4 separate regions of the Homo sapiens genome follow, and all the other regions are linked to region 2. A link is a contact called in ENCODE Hi-C or POLR2A ChIA-PET data. All regions are on one chromosome and are shown on one strand. Each heading gives the region's core, a stretch centred on a gene start or an enhancer-like site at or near the end of the contact. The rest is flanking DNA. Distances are from core to core; before and after follow the strand shown. Region 1 overlaps ARHGAP17 (Rho GTPase activating protein 17). Region 2 has its middle 46 kb from the start of RBBP6. Region 3 has its middle 17 kb from the start of LINC02175. Region 4 overlaps ARHGAP17 (Rho GTPase activating protein 17).

Region 1 (4,300 bases), core at 1-2,500, 340 kb after region 2:
CAGCAGGATGCGGCCAGGCACGTCTTTGCTGGCTGAGTCTGAGTGCATTTCAGGAAAGATGCTGCGATGCGGTTCTGAAACCCTGGAATTGGAGTCTGGACAAAAACACGAGGAGACATGGTATCAATGAGGGGTAACCCCCGAGAGGCCACCTGAGGGTGCTCTGAGAAGAAGAGAGGCTGGGAAGTTTCAGGGTCAGCCCATGCACACAGGGTCCCTTGCGAGAGGCCTCATCAGCTCTTAGAAGCCAAGTGAAGCCTTTGTGACCCCAGAGGGCAGCTGAGTAGCACAGCCTTGCCTCTGGGCTCCGACGTTGCTTGCTATGAGCCCGGAGCAGCCCTTGGAGATGCAGCTTTTAAAGGATTTGCTTGCTTTGATGGAGGAAAGGAAGCCTCATTCTTCCCAAGACCTCTAATGCATGAGATGAACCCTCCTGATGGCCCCTGGGCTGCCCTGGGAAGAGGTCTCTCCTCCAGACTGCTGGGTTTTCCTCCTGTTACTAACACTAGGACCTCACCCTCAGCACCAGCAACATTTGGGCCTGAATTATTTGTTGTGGTTGTCCTGTGCATTGTAGGTGTCACCCAACAGATGCCAGTGACATGCAGCCTCCTCCCCCAGTGTGACAACCGAAAGTGTCTCCTGTACATCACAGATCACTGGGGAAGTTTAAACTAAAATGTCTCCAGATGCTGCCGAGTGTCCCCTGGGGAATCACAATCACTGCTGACTGACATCACTGAGGCAGACCAAGTCTCCTGCAAACACTAACATCCCCTTGTCTGTCTAATACACCTCGAATGCCATTTTCATGTCTTATTATGTTGGCTGAAATTCCTTCAGCAAGATGGCAAACATATGGTCCTCATGCTGTTGTCCCCCTCTCCTATGCTCTTCCCAGAGGCCAGTGGGTCTCAGATTCATTTATGCATGAACAAATATTTACTGAGCACCTCCCAGGTGCCAGGCACCATTCTACCTGCTGAGGACGCAGCACTGAACAAGACAGGCACAGCCTCAATGAAGCCCACGGTCAAGTGGGCAGACCAAGGGGATCCTAATTAAGACAAAAGGGCTGGCTTCTCTCGTAGATGTGGGTTCTGGCAAATTATGAGAGCCTCATTAGGTATTTTAGGGCTGGTGTAAGAGAGAAGAGAGATGTTTTGTAGTTTTGCTTTGCTGCGTTAGAGGTAGCCATGGCAGGCAGCAGTGAGGGAGTGGGAGGAGGAGGTGGTTTGTGGGGGCGTTTCACAGTTAGGCTTGAGAGCTGCTTTCCCCTACTTGCTGTGGTGCAAAATGACATCCTGTCTGTCCTTGACGGGAGCTAGTTTTGACTATATTTCTGTTCGACCTGCTCCCGTCTACGCAGGCACAGCTTGAAAACGCTGGTGCACTTTGGGGAAGCTCACTGCTTGGAGACTTGTTCCAGCTCCTACCCCTTCCACCTTCCTGTCCCTACAGTTCTGAGCTGTGAGATCTATTTACTCCCTGGGACACCCTTTTTCTCACAGTTACTCCTGGGTTGTCCCTCAAGGTTTCCTATGCACCACAACTCAGAGAAATTTCTAGATTTATGGAGGTGCCAAAGTGTCAAAGAGTTCAGGTGCTGAATGTCATTTCAGACAATTCAGGTCTTGTGATAACTATAAAACCAATGACACTGTGCAGAACTGCACCAGCCTATGGTGCAGCCAAAGGTGGTCTGTATGCACAGAATAGGGGCTGTCTTGGATTTGTCCTAAGCAGAACAGAAGTCAACGAAGGCAGGGACTGTGTCTGTCTTGTTCACAGTGTATCCTCAGTACCTAAAACAGTGACCGGCAAATAGCAGATGTTCAAGAAATTTTGTAGCTGCACACTTGGATGGTTGGATGGATGCATGAAGAGTCATCTAGAGCAACCATCTTTCCAATCCTCCATTCTTACATCCTCAGGCAAAGAAGTAGCTGTGACTTGAAGACGACGTATAAGAAAATCACTGCAAATGCAATCCTTTCCCCATTATCTTGGCCCCCAAAAACAGAAGGGGCTACCAGCCCGTGTCTCTTCTCAGCCCAGAGTTTACCAGAAACTATGGAACCGACATGACTTGGCGGGGAATGCATGATGCAAAGGCACTGTGTATACGGATGAGATTTCTACTTGTTAATATCTGTATTCACATGCAAGCTAACGCCTATCAGCCACCAAGCCCCTCCACAGCTGCTCTCTTTTTCTTATACATCACATATACATAATTTTTAGATTTGTGCCTCTCTGAATTTTTCTATTTATGATCCACACACATTATTAATTCAAGGGGAAAAAATGTGTTTTGGGGCATAAAGGAAATCCCTTACTCTGCCGCCCACCTGCCCCATCTGGTTTCCCCAGCCCCTCTCTATTCCTACATGAATCAGTCCCTGAAAGAAACAATGACTTTGTTTACACACAAAAAGTAGAAAGAATTACGGCAACCTGTACAGAACCAGTTTTCAGAAAGAGACTTCATCACAGTAGCTAACATTAAAAAAAAAAATTTTTTTTTTGAGATGGGGTCTTGCTCTTTTGCCCAGGCTGGAGTGCAGTCGTGCAATCTCAGCTCACTGCAGCCTCCACCTCCTGGGCTCAACTGATCCTCCCACCTCAGCCTCCCGAGTAGCTAGGACTACAAGCATACGCCACCATGCCTGGCTAATTTTTTTTATTTTTGGTAGAGACAAGGTTTCACCATGTTGACTGGGCTGGTCTTGAACTCCTGGCCTCAAGCAATCCTCCCACCTCGGCTCCCCAAAGTGCTGGGATTACCAGCATGAGCCACCACACCCAGCCTCAGTAGCTGACATTACTATAGAGCACTTACTTACACCAGAGACTGTACTATACACCCACACTTTATTACATCGTCTCACTGAACCCCCACTAACTAATCCTAAGGCAGCAGAAATAAGAAAGGGAGACTCAGAGGCTCTATTCCTTGCCCAAGGTGACACAGCCAGTGTGGACCAAAGAGGATCAAAGCCAGATTGGTTGCACTCTGGCTCTTCGCATTACATTTTCCCTCCTCCCCAGAGGAGTCTGTAAATCCCTGGGTGAGGGCCTTCAAAGACATTATCCAAGATCATTGTTTCAGTCTTACAAACACTCTGGTTTGTTGTAAAAAGGAGAAAATGGTTATTTCAGAAAGACACCTGTAAGAACCTGGTTTGTCTGAAACACCTCTAAATCTTTCTGGCTATGAACTCGTATATTAACTGCACTCCAAGAAGGGCTGGTTTCTGAGCATATGCTTGGAGCTAAGTTCATACAAAAGATATTGTATTTAAAAAAACAAAATAGGCTGGGCGTGGTGGGATGATGGTGTGAGCCCAGAAGTTCGAGACCAGCCCAGGCAACATGAGACTCCGTCTCTATAAGAAAAACACAAAAATTAGCCGGGTGTGGTGGTGCATGCCTCTAGTTCCACCTTCCAGCTACTTGGGAGATTCGCTTGAGCCCAGGAGGTCAAGGCTGCAGTGGACTGGAATCACACCGCTGCACTCTAGCCTGGGCAACAGAGCAAGACCCTGTCTCTCTTTTTTTTAAAAAAAAAAAAAAAAAAAAAGAGAGAAACAGAGGATGACCTCCAGTAACCAGCCTCAGCCCAAAGGCAGAACTTGATACAGTTCATCTCAGATTTGGGGCTCTGACAAATGTAACCCAGGTTCCTTCCTGCACTGAGTATCTCATCCAGGAAACAGAAGTGGGTATTTAAGAGCTAGAAGTGGAATGTTATCACTGAGGGTAAGGTTCTAGAAGATTTACTTATTACTTCAACAATTTTGAATATGTGCTTTCTCGGTTGTGAACTCACCCTTCAAGAAGTCCAAGGTGATTCTGATAGCCACTTTGACAAGTAACAGATCCAAATATGCCCTTGAAAGTAAGTGGTGCAGGCACAACTGCAGGGCGAATAAACTCCCTCCCCCTCTCCACCACCCATCCCTCTTCTCAGACCTAGAGTCTCAGGGAATGCCTTCCTTCACCAGTGAACGGTTTGAGTCTTAAACACTCTGGTTGATTGTTGTAAAAAAGAGATAAAGGTTATTTTAGAAAGACACTTGTAAGAACCTGGTTTTCTTTAAACACCTCTAAACGTCTCTGGCTATGAATTTATATATTATTTGCATTCCAAGAAGGGCTGGTCTTTGAGCATACTGCTTGGAGCTAAGTTTATATGACAAGTATTATATTTCAAAATTAAAAAAAAGCAAAAAATCAGACAAAAAAGAAACCTTTTATTGGAGGTCTCTTTTCTGTTTTTTTTTTTTTTAAATAAAAT
Region 2 (4,338 bases), core at 582-3,081:
CTGGCTAATTTTTTATTTTTTGTAGAAGTAGGGTCTCTCCATGTTGCCCAGGCTGGTCTCAAACTCGTGGGCTCAAGTGATCCACCTGCTTCAGCCTTCCAAAGTGCTGGGATTACAGGCGTGAACCAGTGCGCCCACCCTCCACTCATATTTTTTGTTGTGACGTTTCCTCAACACTTCAGTTCTTTACTTCTGCTGGCATATTTACAATTTCTTTTTTTCTTTTTCTTTTCTTTCTTTCTTTTCTTTCTTTCTTTTTTTTTTTTTTTTGAGATGGAATTTTACTCTGTCTCCAAGGCTGGAGTGCAATGGTACAATCTTGGTTCACTGCAACCTCTGCCTCCTGGGTTCAAGCGATTCTCCTGCCTCAGACTCCCGAGTAGCTGGGATTACAGGCGCCTGCCACTGCACCAAGCTAATTTTTGTATTTTTTAGTAAAGGCAGGGTTTCACCATGTTGGCCAGGCTGGTCTCGAGCTCCTGACCTCAGGTGATCCACTCGCCTCAGCCTCCCAAAATGCTGGGATTACAGGTGTAAGCCACCACGTCTGGCCCATATTTACAATTTCTCAGGGTTCTATTTTTTTATTTCCTGATTGTTCCCCTTTTCATAACATTCTATTCTTTTTCATGGCTATAATAGGACTTGTAAAGATATTCATTTTGTTGAGGTTTTCTTCTGCTCTTCAAGTTAGAAATTTGTGAGATATGACAAGAGAGTTCTATTATAGAGTGATCTGAGTGTACCACTTCACTGAGGATCTTCCCGGCATTTTTTCTTGTGGTTAGTTTCTTCCAGAGGGGAATCCTCCACTCTTTAGAATGGGGATGAAAAACTATAGTATAATTACAAATCCAGCTACCAGGAATTTTTTGGAGCCAAGTAAGCTTCCATTCAGTATATATAGACAGACTCCATCCTGCTCTTTCCAGTACAGCACCCCTATCCACTTGATGTCCTCAAGTCCAGAGTCCTTCTATTCTTTGGTACCCAAAAGGGCTGCATATTTTGGACTACTTAGAGAGCTTTAAGACATACTGAAGGCTGTATACCTTACCCAGAGTTTTTACTTTAATACATCTGGTGGGGTGGTCTGAACATCAGTCTTTTAAAATCTCTCCAGGTGACTCCAATGTGCAGCCAAGGTTGAGAACCACTGCTCTAGTTGAACCTCTCCAGAGAGTAAGCCTCTAACTTCTGCCAAGGTGTGCTGCTTTGTGTTAACCCTTTGGACCTATCTGCATTCTGGCTTTCAGTGTTCTTTTTTTATTATTTTTTATTTTTTGAGACGGAGTTTTGCTCTTGTCCCCCAGGCTGGAGTGCAATGGCATGATCTTGGCTCACTGCAACCTTCGCCTCCTGCGTTCAAGCGATTCTCCCACCGCAGCCTCCTGAGTAGCTGGGATTACAAGTGTGTGCCACCACGCCCCACTAATTTTTTTTTTTTTTTTGAGACGGAATCTCACTCTGTCGCCCAGGCTGGAGTACAATGGCATGATCTCGGCTCACTGCAACCTCCACCTCCCAGGTTCAAGCGATTCTTGTGCCTCAGCCTCCCGAGTGGCTGGAATTACAGGCGTGTGGCATCACACCTGGCTAATTTTTGTATTTTTAGTAGAGATGGGGTTTCACCGTCTTGGCCAGGTTGGTATTGAAGTCCTGACCTCATGATCCACCCGCCTTGGCCTCCCAAAGTGCTGGGATTACAGGCGTGAACCACCGCACCCAGCCTAGAGTTCTCTCTTGCCTGCATATTCTGATTCACTTTAGGCTTCTAGGTTATGAGTCATCTGGTTTTTAGGCTTCTGATTCAGACCTCTGGTTTTCTGGTCAGCTTACCCCTTGTTCACATGAATTTCACCTTTCAAAAATGTGTTGCGATTATTTCCTCTTCTGCTCTCCCTGTTTGTGCCTTGTTTGACCTTTTATTATCATTACAGTGCACTCTGGAGAAGGAAGGAAGAATATTCGATCCACCATGCTTCGCTGGAATTTCTGTCCTACTCCGTGTCATTAACAGTCATGTTAAAATGTCAGCAGGGGGCTTGCCAAGCCAGATTTAGCAAAAATTGAACCTGTAGAACATCAAAGATTTCCCCAAGACGCTGTAAATTTCTAGGCTGCTTATGTTTTCAAGGCCATTCTAGATTGGTTATTTCTGGCTCCTTGATCAACCATATCAACTTAAGTTCTTTCTATAGATTAAGAAAGTTGTCTTTCATTATTTCTTTTTCTTCTCCAACACCACCACCACCACCATTTTTTTCTTTCTTTTAGTGACTCTGATTGTTTGTAGGGTGTAGCTAAGGGATTTGTCTTCCATATACCTTTTTCTGCCTCTCTTTTTTTGTTTTGTTTTTGTTTTTGTTTTGAGATTGGATCTTGCTGTGCCACCCAGGCTGGAGTGCAGTGGCATGATCACACCTCACTACAGCCTCGACCTCCTGGGCTCAAGCGATCCCCACAACCCTGCCTCAGCCTCCTGAGTTACTGGCACCACAGAACGTGCCACCACACCCAGCTAATTTTTTAATTGTTTTGTAGAAATGGGGATCTCCCTTATATTGTTCAGACTGATCTCAAACTCCTGGCTCAACCAATCCTCCCACCTCAGCCTCCCAAAGGGCTGGGATTACAAGCTTGAGCCACTGCGCCCAGCCCTCGGCAAACTTTTAAATCATTTTTTAAGGTTTCTTTCTGTTGGATAAATCATAGTTTATTTTCCCTAATTCAATGATCTTCATATACAGTCTGCCATTCAGTTTCTCCTTTGTGACTTTTCATTTCAAAACCACCTCTCTCATCTCCATTCCGTCTTCCTTTGCTGCTCCTTTTCTAGGACAACTTGATCAAGTTACATAGATGTAGAATCCACTTCAGTCTTGCTGAGAACATAAAACTGACGTTGGCTCTAATTTTTTGTTATTGTTTCTGAGGAATAGATTTCTGAAGGAGAAAGCAACTCTGAGGCCCCACATACTTGTCATTTAAGTTTTTGGTGTGTGTGTGTGTGTGTGTGTGTGTGTGTGTGTGTGTGTGTGTGTGTTTCTAAAGATGAGGTCCTGTAATCCCAGCACTTTGGGAGCCTGAGGCAGGCAGATTACTTGAGTCAGGAGTTTGAGACCAGCCTGGCCAACATAGTGAAACCCCGTCTCTACTGAAAAAAAAAAAAAATTAGCCTGGTGTGGTGGTGCATGCTTGTAATCCCAGCTACTCAGGAGGCTGAGGTAGGAGAATTGTGTGAACCTAGGAGGCAGAGGCTGCAGTGAGCTGAGATCATGCACTCCACCCTGGGGCACAGAGTGAGACTCTCTCAAAAAAAAAAAAAAAAAAAAAAGAAAAAAGAAAAAATAGTAGTAATAAAATTAAAAATAAAAATTAACAAAAATTAGCCGGGTGAGGTGGCACACACCTGTAATCCCAGCTACTCAGGAGGCTGAGGCAGGAGAATCGCTTGAACCTGGGAGGCAGAGGTTGCAGTGAGCCAAGATCACACCATTGCACTCCACCCTGGGTGACAGAGCAAGACTCTGTCTCAAAATAAAGAAAGAAAGAAAGATGAGGTCTTGCTATGTTGCCCAGGCTGGTCTTTAACTCCTGGTCTCAAGCAATCCTCCCGCCTTGGCCTCCCAAAGTGCTGGGATTACAAGCATAAGCCATTTCACCCAGCCTAGTTTTAAAATTACAGCCCTTTTCTCATAGACCTATTTATTATCCATACAGAGGGAGAGCTATTTGACTTTTTATTCTTTTTTATTTTATTTTATTATTGTTATTTTTTTGAGACACGGTCTCACTCTGTCATCTAGGCTGGAGTGCAGTAGCGGGATCTTAGCTCACTGCAACCTCCGCCTCCCAGGTCAAGCGATCCTTCTACCTCAGCCTCCTGGGTAGCTGGGACCACAGGCACACGCCACCACGCCCAGCTAATTTTTGTATTTTTTGTAGAGATGCGATTTTGCCATGTGGCCCAGGCTGGTCTCAAACTCCTGACCTCGGGTGATCCGCCCGCCTCAGCCTCCCAAAGTGCTGGGATTACAGGCGTGAGCCACAGCAGCCATCTGACTTTTCTTTTTAATGAAAAAATTTCAATCACTTCATGGCATCTTCATGGCATCTTGTTCTTCTCCTTTTTGCTTTTCTTCTTTATTTAAAGCAACATCTATTTTTGTTCTTCTGATTTCAAAAGTAACACACATTTGTTTTGGACGATTTGGGAATCACAGAAAAACACAAAGAAGAAAATTAAAATTAATTTCACAAGCCAATGATATTTTACTTCCAGTTTTTCTAGGTATTTATATGTAATTATCCTGATTCTTTTAACAATTTTAATCA
Region 3 (4,336 bases), core at 450-2,949, 460 kb after region 2:
TCGAACTCCTGGGCTCAAGCAGTACTCACACCTCAGCCTCCCAAAGTATTGGGATTGTAGGTGTGAGCCACTGCCCAGCCAGGAAATTATTTTTAATGAATAATTCTAGATCAACTGGATATTCACATGAGGAAAGAAATTAACCTTCACCCCATCTCATGCCATACACACAAATTAGTTGGTAATTGTTCATAAACCTAAACATAAAAGCTAGAATCGTAAATCTTACACATGAAAACATGGGAGAATATCTTTGCAACCATGGGGTGGGCAGATATTTTGTGAGTAGAACACAAAATGCACTTACTACAAAGGAAAAATAAATACATTAAGAAAATGTACAGGCAAACCATATAATATTTGCAATACGTGGTAAGGGTTTTATTCTTTTCCCAAAGTACTTTGGTATTACTCAGGTCTGTGGCATCTTGCATGATATTCTGTATTTACTGGCTTTTTGTTGAGTTAGATACAGAACATTGATCCAAGAGAATTTTCTGATTGGGTTTCCCCATTTCTTTTACCTTCGTGTGAATGTTGCTCCCTTTGCCATTTATGCTTTGCCCAATATTCAGTGACTGCTTACAACAGAGACAGATTTTAGATCATATTATTCTTTGTAAAGTAAAGAGACATTAGATGAAAGCAAAAGGCAACACGGGCAGTCTCCTCTGGAAGGGAATTGCAGCCTATATGAGTCTTCCTGGTTATTGAGGATTGAGGCTCAGCTTTTTAGGTGACTCAGCATTTAAGTCCTGGCACATTAACTATATACTAGCCACAGACCTGAAAGGAGGAAGGGAGACGAAGCCTAGCTCTGTTTCAGTACAGCGTCTTTTGCCCTTAAGACTGCTTCCTGGCCAGGCGTGGTGACTCATGCCTGTAATCCCAGCACTTTGAGAGGCTGAGGCGGGCGGATCACTTGAGGTCGGGAGTTCGTGACCAGCCTGGGCAACACGGTGAAACCCCGTCTTTACTAAAAATACAAAAATTAGCCGGGCATGGTGGTGGGTGCCTGTAATCCCAGCTACTATTTAAGTCCTGGCACATTAGCTGTATACTAGCAACAGCCCTGAAAGGAGGAAGGGAGACGAAGCCTAGCTCTGTTTCAGTACAGCGTCTTTTGCCCTTAAGACTTTGCTTCCTGGCCAGGCGTGGTGACTCATGCCTGTAATCCCAGCACTTTGGGAGGCTGAGGCGGGCGGATCACTTGAGGCCAGGAGTTTGTGACCAGCCTGGGCAACACGGTGAAAACCCGTCTCTACTAAAAGTACAAAAATTAGCCGGGCATGGTGGTGGGTGCCTGTAATCCCAGCTACTCGGGAGGCTGAGGCACGAGCATCAGTTGAACCCCGGAGATGGAGGTTGCAGTGAGCCAAGATCATGCCACTGCACTCCAGCCTGGGCGACAGAATGAGAGTCTGTCTCAAAAAAAAAAAAAAAAAAAAAAGATTTTGCTTCCTGCCTTCCGTTTATAAACCAATAATAAAACCAACAGGAAATAGAAACTAAAAATGAAACTAAAAGGTATAAAAGAACAATAGAATTAAAGTTGGAGGTAGTGCCATATCTTACAGACCACAAGCAGCATGCAGTTGAAATTCTAAATCTGAGATTTTAATGCTGAACATAGTTGAATTTTGCAATCTCAAATACATGTACAGTGATGCCTTCGGGTAACAGCTGCCCGCATATATGGTGGTGGCGGTCCCACGGGAATTTTTCAGCTCTATTATCTTATCACCTAGTGACGTAGCTGTCCTAATGTCTTAGCACGGTACATCACTCATGAGCTTATGTGGATGCTGGTGTAAACAAACCTACCGTGCAGCCTGTCCTATAAAAGTGTAACACATACAATTATGTACAATACATGAAACTTGATCATGATAAAAAACTGTGTTAACGGTTTATGTATTTACTATGCTGTACTTTTTATTGTTATTTTAGAATAACAACTTGCTGACTCACCCAGAGCAACTACTTATTAACAAAAAGTTAACTGTAAAAGCCCTCAGGCAGGTCCTTCAGGAAATATTCCAGAAGAAGAAATCATTATCTTGGGAGATGTCAGCTCCATTCATGTTATTGCCCCTGGAGACCTTCCAGGGGAACAAGATGTAGAGGTGGTGGAGAGTGATATTGATGGTGCTGACTCTGTGTAGGCCTAGGATAATGTATGTGATTGTGTCTTAGTTTTTTTTTTCTTTTTTTTTTCTTTTTTTGAGACAGAGTCTGGAGTGTAGTGGCACGATCTTAGTTCACTGCAACCTCCACCTTCCAGGTTCAAGCGATTCTTCTGCCTCAGCCTCCTGAGTAGCTGGGATTACAGGCATGTGCCACCATGCCTGGCTAATTTTTTGTGTTTTTAGAAGAGACGGGGTTTCACCATGTTGTCCAGGAAGGTCTCGAACTCCTGACCTTGTGATCTGCCCACCTCAGCCTCCCAAAGTCCTGAGATTACAGGCGTGAGCCACTGTGCCTGGCTAGCATACACTGCTTTTAAAGTTTACACAGTGTAATGTCCTGCGTCTTCACACTCACTCACCCCTCACTCACTGACTCACCCAGGGCAACTTCCAGCCCTGTAAACTCCATTCAGTGCAGGTGTCCTATAGAGGTGGATCATTTTTAGCCTTTTATACTGTATTTGTAGTGTACTTTTTCTATGTTTAGCTGTGTTTAGATACACAAATACTTAACATTGTGTTACAGTTGCCTTCATTATTCAATACAGTAATGTGCTGTAGAGATTTGTAGCCCAGGAGCAATAGGCTATACCATGTAGCCTGGGTGTGTAGTGGGCTGTACCATCTAGGTTTCCGTAAGTGCTCTCTGTGCTGTCTGTACAACGAAATCACCTAAGAATGCATTTCTCAGAATGCATCCCCATTGTTAAGCAACACATGACTTTATGCGCACAAACAGATACACACACGTACACATACGCATATCATTTAAACAACTCAAGTGTTATGAGGGATAAAACAAATGTTCAGGGGTAGGAACATCTAAATCCAGGTGGGTATGTTTCAAAACCCACATTATGGCTCACGTCTCTAATCCCAGCACTTTGGGAAGCGGCAGTGGATGGATTCAACACCAGCCTGGGCAACAAGATGAAACCCCATCTCTACAAAAAATACAAAAATTAGCTGGGTGTGGTGGTGTGTGCCTGTAGTCCCAGCTACTTGGGAGGCTGAGGTGGGAGAGACACCTGAGCCCAGGGAGGTTGAGGGTGCAGTGAGCTGTGATCACACCACTGCACTCTAGCCTGGGCAACACAGTGAGATCCTGTCTCAAAAAAAAAAAAAAAAAAGAAAAGAAAAGAAAAGAAAAGAAAAAAAAGGAAGGAAAACATACATTAAACCTTCAGTTACCTAGTTAATAGAATTAAGTTCCGCAGCTGAGGAAACTGCCTCAACCTAGATCTATAAAGCTGAGTCTGCCTTGTAGGGTCCTACGAGGTTTGTGTGTGTTCATATTTGTCAAGCATTTGGAATAATGCCTGGCACATAGTAAGCACACGGTGTCACTTAAAGAAGTAAATGAGGCTCCAGCTTGATCCTTATAAGCTGGGTGAATGGGGAGGCCCCGTCTCATTCCCTGAAGCCTCAGATGAGGAAATGGCTATTGGAGGGGATTTCACACCTTTCAGAAGGACCCATTGTTCCAATTGAGCTCTTGGAGATAGGACTCAGTCAGTAAATGCTTCTTGAATGAGTAGGTGGTTGGACCAGATCAGTGTTTCCCGTGGGAGGAATGTGAGATGGTTTTGGGTGGTACACAGATGTTTTACATGTTAATAGATATTTATTACAGCATTGTGCTAGCAGAAAATATTGGGCAGCACATTTGACCTGAGTGTTTTTTAAAAAGTGAGTGATTTAAAAACACAGTAACTTGAACAGGCAGCATGTGAATGTCATGGAAACTGAAAGCATTTGTGGATTGAAAGAAGAGTGGGAAAATCTCTGAGGTCTTTCCACATCTGAGACGTTTGGTTCTTTGAATCCGGGCTTTAAATATGAAATCAGGATATAAAAATAGAAGTGATATTCTCTGGGTTTTGTGAGCAGAGATGTGTAATGGAAATTGACAGGCAGAACTGGATGTGCAGCCTCGTGGAAGGTGCAGAGATAACAGTGTATTAACACTTTGGTGTCTGCTGTGGGCAGCCTTGCGTGTGTATACATCATTTAACAAAATTGGGAACATCCTATACATACAAACAATAATCGGGTTGGTTCACCTGATACTGTAACTCTGTGTTCAGTTTTAGATGGGATCATTTGGTCATTGTATATGTGTGTGTTTCAGGCTTTTTGTACCTGTC
Region 4 (4,969 bases), core at 1,602-4,101, 370 kb after region 2:
TCTCTACTAAAAATACAAAAAAATTAGCCAGGCATGGTGGTGTGCGCCTGTAATCCCAGCTACTCAGGAGGCTGAGGCAGGGGAATTGCTTGAACCAGGGAGGTGGAGGTTGCAGTGACCCTAGACTGTGCCACTGCACTCCAGCCTGGGCGACAGAGTGGGACTCCAACTCAAAAAAAAAAAAAAAAAAAAAAGAAAAAAGCTCAAATGCAAAACCTGGTTAAAGACACAAGCGATGGACTCACATCCACTGAAGTGTAACTGATCAGAAATAAGTGGCTCTTATTTGATCATGGCCTGCCTGCAGGGAACAGGGGCAGTGTCCGTAGACGGGGAAGAGGACAGAACAGAGGTGAGATTTGTTCCTCTTCCCTTAGTGGTGAGGAGTAGGCACTCTGGAGAGGAGGGGAGTCAGCGCCATGAGAAAAAAGACGAGGAGGTGGGCTGGCCAGCCAAGCAGAAGCCTCTAGGCTTTTTAAACAAAGCTGTCCTGCTTAAAATCATCTGTTCCTAGACAGACTGAAGCTGAGGGTGGAGGGAAAGGGACGAAGTAGAGGAATATAGCATTTGGGTCTGTCTGGTTTGAATTCTAGCTCTGCCAATTACTTGCTACTCTCCTGGCCCTGTTCCCTCCCAAGCCTCAGTTTCCTCTCTGTAAAATGTGGATCACAACATCATCTGCCTTTTATAACGTTAATTAAAGATTACAGGAGGTAATAGCTACAAAGATGAGCACAGTACTTAGCACAAGAAAATGCTCAGTAAATATTAATGTCATCATTATACAGCTGACAACACAAGGTCCACTTATATGCAAATTTTTCAATAAACATATAGGAAAATTCCTGGAGATCTCGGACAATCTGAAAAAACTCACAGATGAACTGCCACCCCTGAAACAGGAAGACCAACCCCTTCACTTTCTCTGCTTCTTCAACCTACTCGACATGAAGACAAGGATGAAGACCTTTAAGATGATCCACTTCCCCTTAATGAATAGTAAACAGATTGTCTCCTCCTTACAATTTTCTTAATAGTACTTTTTCTCTAGCTTATCTATTGTAAGAATACAGTATATAATACATACAACATACAAAATATGTGTTAATTGACTAGGTTATCAGTAAGGCTTCCAGTCAACAGTATGCTATTAGTTGTTTTGAGGGAGTTAAAAGTATACTTGAATTTGCAATTATGTAGGGTATCAATGCCCCTAATCCCCATGCTGTTTAAAGGCCAACTGTATTATCGCACAGGTGAGACTGCACACAGCTCAAAAGGCACACTGCCACGGGTCAGTATGACCCCTATCCCCAGTTACAGGGCTTTCTTCAACATAAAGGGGGCTGGAAATTTGCAAATCCATTAATGTGGGTACCACTCTATGTCTTCATCCACCTAAATAACACAAATTTAAACCAATGCCTACGTGGTGACTTTCCTACACTAATAATTATAATACTTGATATTTTTATTCTAAACATAAATAAGAGCTGAGACATGTATTATTTAACAAATACGCTATTTTAATCTTATGATCCCTGAGAATAAAATGATTTGCAAATAGGGCACAATATCACTTCATTCCCTTTAACATTTACAACTCTGTGTTCTTTAAACTTACCTTGCAACTTGTGTCCATTCTTCATACAGATTAAAAGTCATCAAAGGTTCAGGCAATTCCCGTAAATAGGATTTTAAAGCACCTGAAATCATTAACACTCTCTTTGAGTATGAAAAAGGGGTAAGGCTAGGAATCTTGGGACATATTATTTTGCAAATTGAAATGATCTCAATAACGATCTTCCAAGGTGTACATAACAAATCATAAGTTGGCAAGAGTTGTTAGAGACTAAAATGTTCATAAAACAAATTCAATCTCTGAAAAAAAAAAGTTTTAAGAGATCAATTACAAATAAAATTAGTTTTAAAGTCATCCCCTTAACAGACATAATTTCTCCAGGTAGAAAGGAATTTGGTGGGGGGAGACTGTGAAAGATGGGAAGAAAATACAAATATGTCTCCAAATATTTGCATTATAAGCTACTCTCTCTTTTAATCATCAAAATAGAAAAACAGAAAAGGAGTAAAGAAGACACAGTGTACATTACATTGTATATACACTAAGGAATTGTAGCAAGAGCCACTTCGGTTTTGTCACTTAAACCTGTAACTGAAATTGGATTTTAACTGACCATCTGTCTGAGACAGAACCTGCCCACCGCCTTGAGGGTGACTTGATTTGCAGACACTCTTTGGCGCTCACCTGCTACAGCATGGGGGTCTGAATAGAACTCATCCAGGTGAGAAGTAGAACAGTCCAAAGCAGCTTTCAGCTTCTTTAACTTGGAGGCCCCAGCCCCAATTCGGAAAAGGCCCTAAAGATAATGAAAAGCCATCAGCATCAAGTGCAGGTTGGGACACTCAGACTAAGTGGCAGTGTGTTCTGATGGGTATTTCCTGACTTCCGCTCACCTCCTGTCTATGAAAGCAGTGTTACTGCCTGCCCTGCAGGGCTGTCAGGAGGAATGATGAGGGCTGAGCACGCACCCAAGCACAGGGACAGGCAGGAAGAAAATTAATCTGGGCAGAGTTTCTTGACCTCAGCACTATGGACATTTTAGGCTGGATGATTTTTTGTTGGAGGTTGTCCTGTGCCCTGTAGGATGTTTAGCAGAATCCATGGTGATATGGTTTGGTTCTGTGTCCCCACCCAAATCTCATGTGGAAGTATGATCTCCAGTGTTGAAGGCAGGGCCTGGTGGGAGGTGACTGGATCATGGGGGTGGATTTCCCTTTTGCTGTTCTTGTGATAGTGAGTGAGATCTCACATGATCTGGTTGTTTGAAAGTGTGTAGCAACTCCCCCTTTGTGCGCATGCTCGCTCTTTCCCTCCTGTTCCACCACGTGAACACTGCCTGCTTCCCCTTCCGCCATGACTGTAAGTTTCCTGAGGCCTCTCCAGCCACGATTCCTGTACAGCCTGTGGAACTGTGAGTCAGGTAAAGCTCTTTTCGTCATAAATTACCCAGGCTCAGGTAGTTCTTTACAGCAGTGTGAGAATGGACGAATACACATGGCCTCTACTACTAGATGACAGTAACACCTCCTCTTCTCAGTTGTGATGATCCAAAATACCTCCAGACCTTGACAAATGTCTCCTGGGGAGCAAATCTGGCCCCAGACAAGAAGCACCAATGTAGGCTGTTAGAAGGGGAGTGGCTGGAAGCAAACACAAGGAGGGCTTCCGGGATGTTCTTTGATCTGAGCGCCGACTCCATGGGTGGGTTTAGTCATGCAAGCACATCAAGCTGTACACCTATGATATGTATGCTTTTCTGTATGTACGTTCTATTTCAATACAAAGCTTTAAAAAGGAAAAAAAAAAAGCCTTGCATTTTGATTCTAGCTCTGACCTGGAGTAAACTCCCTGCATGCTGACTTCCTTATTTATACAAGAAGAGTAATAAAAACTCCCTTATTTGGTTCATGGGGGGTTTGGGGTAAGAATCCTGTAAAATTAAGTATGTAAATGACCTCCAACCAAAAAAACTGCATAATACTATGCAAATGTAAACTAAAGCTCCTTAGCCCATTAGTGCGTCACGAAATCTATTGTCACAAATCACAACCAGAGTTTTAAATGAAACAATCAAACAGGACACAAAGAGGTCAGGGTGTACCACAATCAGGAAAGGTAAACATTGTTTTGTAAAACCTTTGTTTCATTCATAGACAGATAGGTATCATAGGGAACAGGGTTGCAATTTAAAATATGGATCATGGTGACAAAAGCTTGAAAGCCACTGTTCTACACAAAACGGACAATGGCTGTATAACTAAGCAGGGGTGGACAGGGGGCTGGCGGGGAGCATGGTGCTCTGGGTACAACAAGGGGCATGGAGACTTGGTGCACAGGATCACGAAGCTCCCCTCACCTCCTCCTTCATGCCTGTCTCCAGAAGCAGCATGACACAGGCTTCAATGGGCAGCGCAATCTCGCGCCCGCTCCTCTTCAGGTGTTCTTCTAGGGGAGTCCCAAAGGCTGGTTTTTCCGCCCACTTATCTAGAGCAGCAAATTGTTCAGTTAGACACCCAACAAACTCACGGCATTACCAAGCTATTTTCTCCCCAACTACCCAATGGGCTTTTCTAGCCGACTGGTAGGTGAGGCTGTGCAAGAGGGGATACATCTGTTCTATTTGCTTTTGTTATTTGCCATCTACTGGAGCAGCAAACTATGGACCAGGCTGGGGCGGTTACTTGTGGAACAGAAGCCTGAGCGTACCTAGATGGCACCAACTCAGGCTGCCCAGAAGCTGCAGTGGCACGCTGCACCTGCACCACACTTCATCAACACACGCCAGCGGGTTTAGTGGGCTGCCTTGAACCAAAAGGAAGATTTGCCAGAGCATACCGTTTCGTTGAAAAGAAATTTATTCTAGCCATGCAAAGCCTTCTAGCTAGAGGACAAGAAATAGATTCTTTGCTATGCAAAAATGGAAATGATCTCTGAAAATTTCAAACACAAGTTAAGTATCTGTCATACAAGACTGGAGATGGCCAACGTGAACTCTCCACGTTGCAGTTACTCTCCATCAGATGCGACATCTCCGCGGCATGCAGTGCTTCAGAACACCGCATCCCCAAACAGCTCCGAAAAATTCTGAGTGGAAAGAAATGCAGCATCTGCAGCCCTAAAGCAGCTGAAGGCTATGCTGATGGCAGGAAAGCCATATTTTAGATTATCTTCAGGTTATGAGGCAGCTTAGCACAAATACAATGAAGCAGTAAAATAGAAAGAAGAATTTAGAGAACGGACATATGAATTAGAATAAGAAGTATCTGGTTGAATTTGGCCTGCCTGTGCAAGCTGCAGAGATCTAGTGCTATCTGAGCAGCTCGCAGAAGCAAAGGAGGGCAAACCAGTTGTGAAAACTGCTCCAGGGAGAAACACTTAAATCTTTCC

What was found. Hi-C counts contacts between places; a loop is a spot of excess contacts on that map. ChIA-PET counts read pairs that join two places held with the same protein, here RNA polymerase II (POLR2A). Pooled maps may share reads with other maps.
Region 1: a pooled map of heart left ventricle shows a loop between it and region 2 (1.9-fold over the local background). The contact joins two enhancer-like sites. A Hi-C loop is called at or near these places in 3 of 50 pooled maps. POLR2A ChIA-PET finds 5 or more read pairs at or near these places in 2 of 52 experiments (GM12878 and activated CD4-positive, alpha-beta T cell).
Region 3: a map with no recorded cell type shows a loop between it and region 2 (4-fold over the local background). The contact joins two enhancer-like sites. A Hi-C loop is called at or near these places in 1 of 37 single-sample maps with no recorded cell type and 2 of 50 pooled maps. POLR2A ChIA-PET finds 5 or more read pairs at or near these places in 1 of 52 experiments (activated T-cell).
Region 4: a loop to region 2 is called in a pooled map of ovary, with 1.8 times the contacts of the local background. The contact joins two enhancer-like sites. A Hi-C loop is called at or near these places in 4 of 50 pooled maps.

The regions. Positions count from the first base shown.
Region 1 is chr16:24,920,166-24,924,465 of GRCh38, forward strand. ARHGAP17 (Rho GTPase activating protein 17) reads right to left here. Exons shown (of 20, transcript NM_001006634.3): 20 at 1-95. Among named protein-coding and RNA genes, the nearest start is that of SLC5A11, 76 kb to the left of the region's middle. Within about 2 kb of position 1,251, at least 2 of the 41 ENCODE cell types and tissues checked have a DNase peak (open chromatin) inside an H3K27ac peak, as active enhancers do.
Region 2 is chr16:24,583,765-24,588,102 of GRCh38, forward strand. No RefSeq gene overlaps it. Among named protein-coding and RNA genes, the nearest start is that of RBBP6, 46 kb to the left of the region's middle. Within about 2 kb of position 1,832, at least 2 of the 41 ENCODE cell types and tissues checked have a DNase peak (open chromatin) inside an H3K27ac peak, as active enhancers do.
Region 3 is chr16:25,047,957-25,052,292 of GRCh38, forward strand. No RefSeq gene overlaps it. Among named protein-coding and RNA genes, the nearest start is that of LINC02175, 17 kb to the right of the region's middle. RefSeq lists a silencer at 1,572-1,866. Within about 2 kb of position 1,700, at least 41 of the 41 ENCODE cell types and tissues checked have a DNase peak (open chromatin) inside an H3K27ac peak, as active enhancers do.
Region 4 is chr16:24,950,665-24,955,633 of GRCh38, forward strand. ARHGAP17 (Rho GTPase activating protein 17) reads right to left here. Exons shown (of 20, transcript NM_001006634.3): 10 at 3,939-4,066; 11 at 2,267-2,378; 12 at 1,625-1,706. Among named protein-coding and RNA genes, the nearest start is that of ARHGAP17, 62 kb to the right of the region's middle. Within about 2 kb of position 2,852, at least 3 of the 41 ENCODE cell types and tissues checked have a DNase peak (open chromatin) inside an H3K27ac peak, as active enhancers do.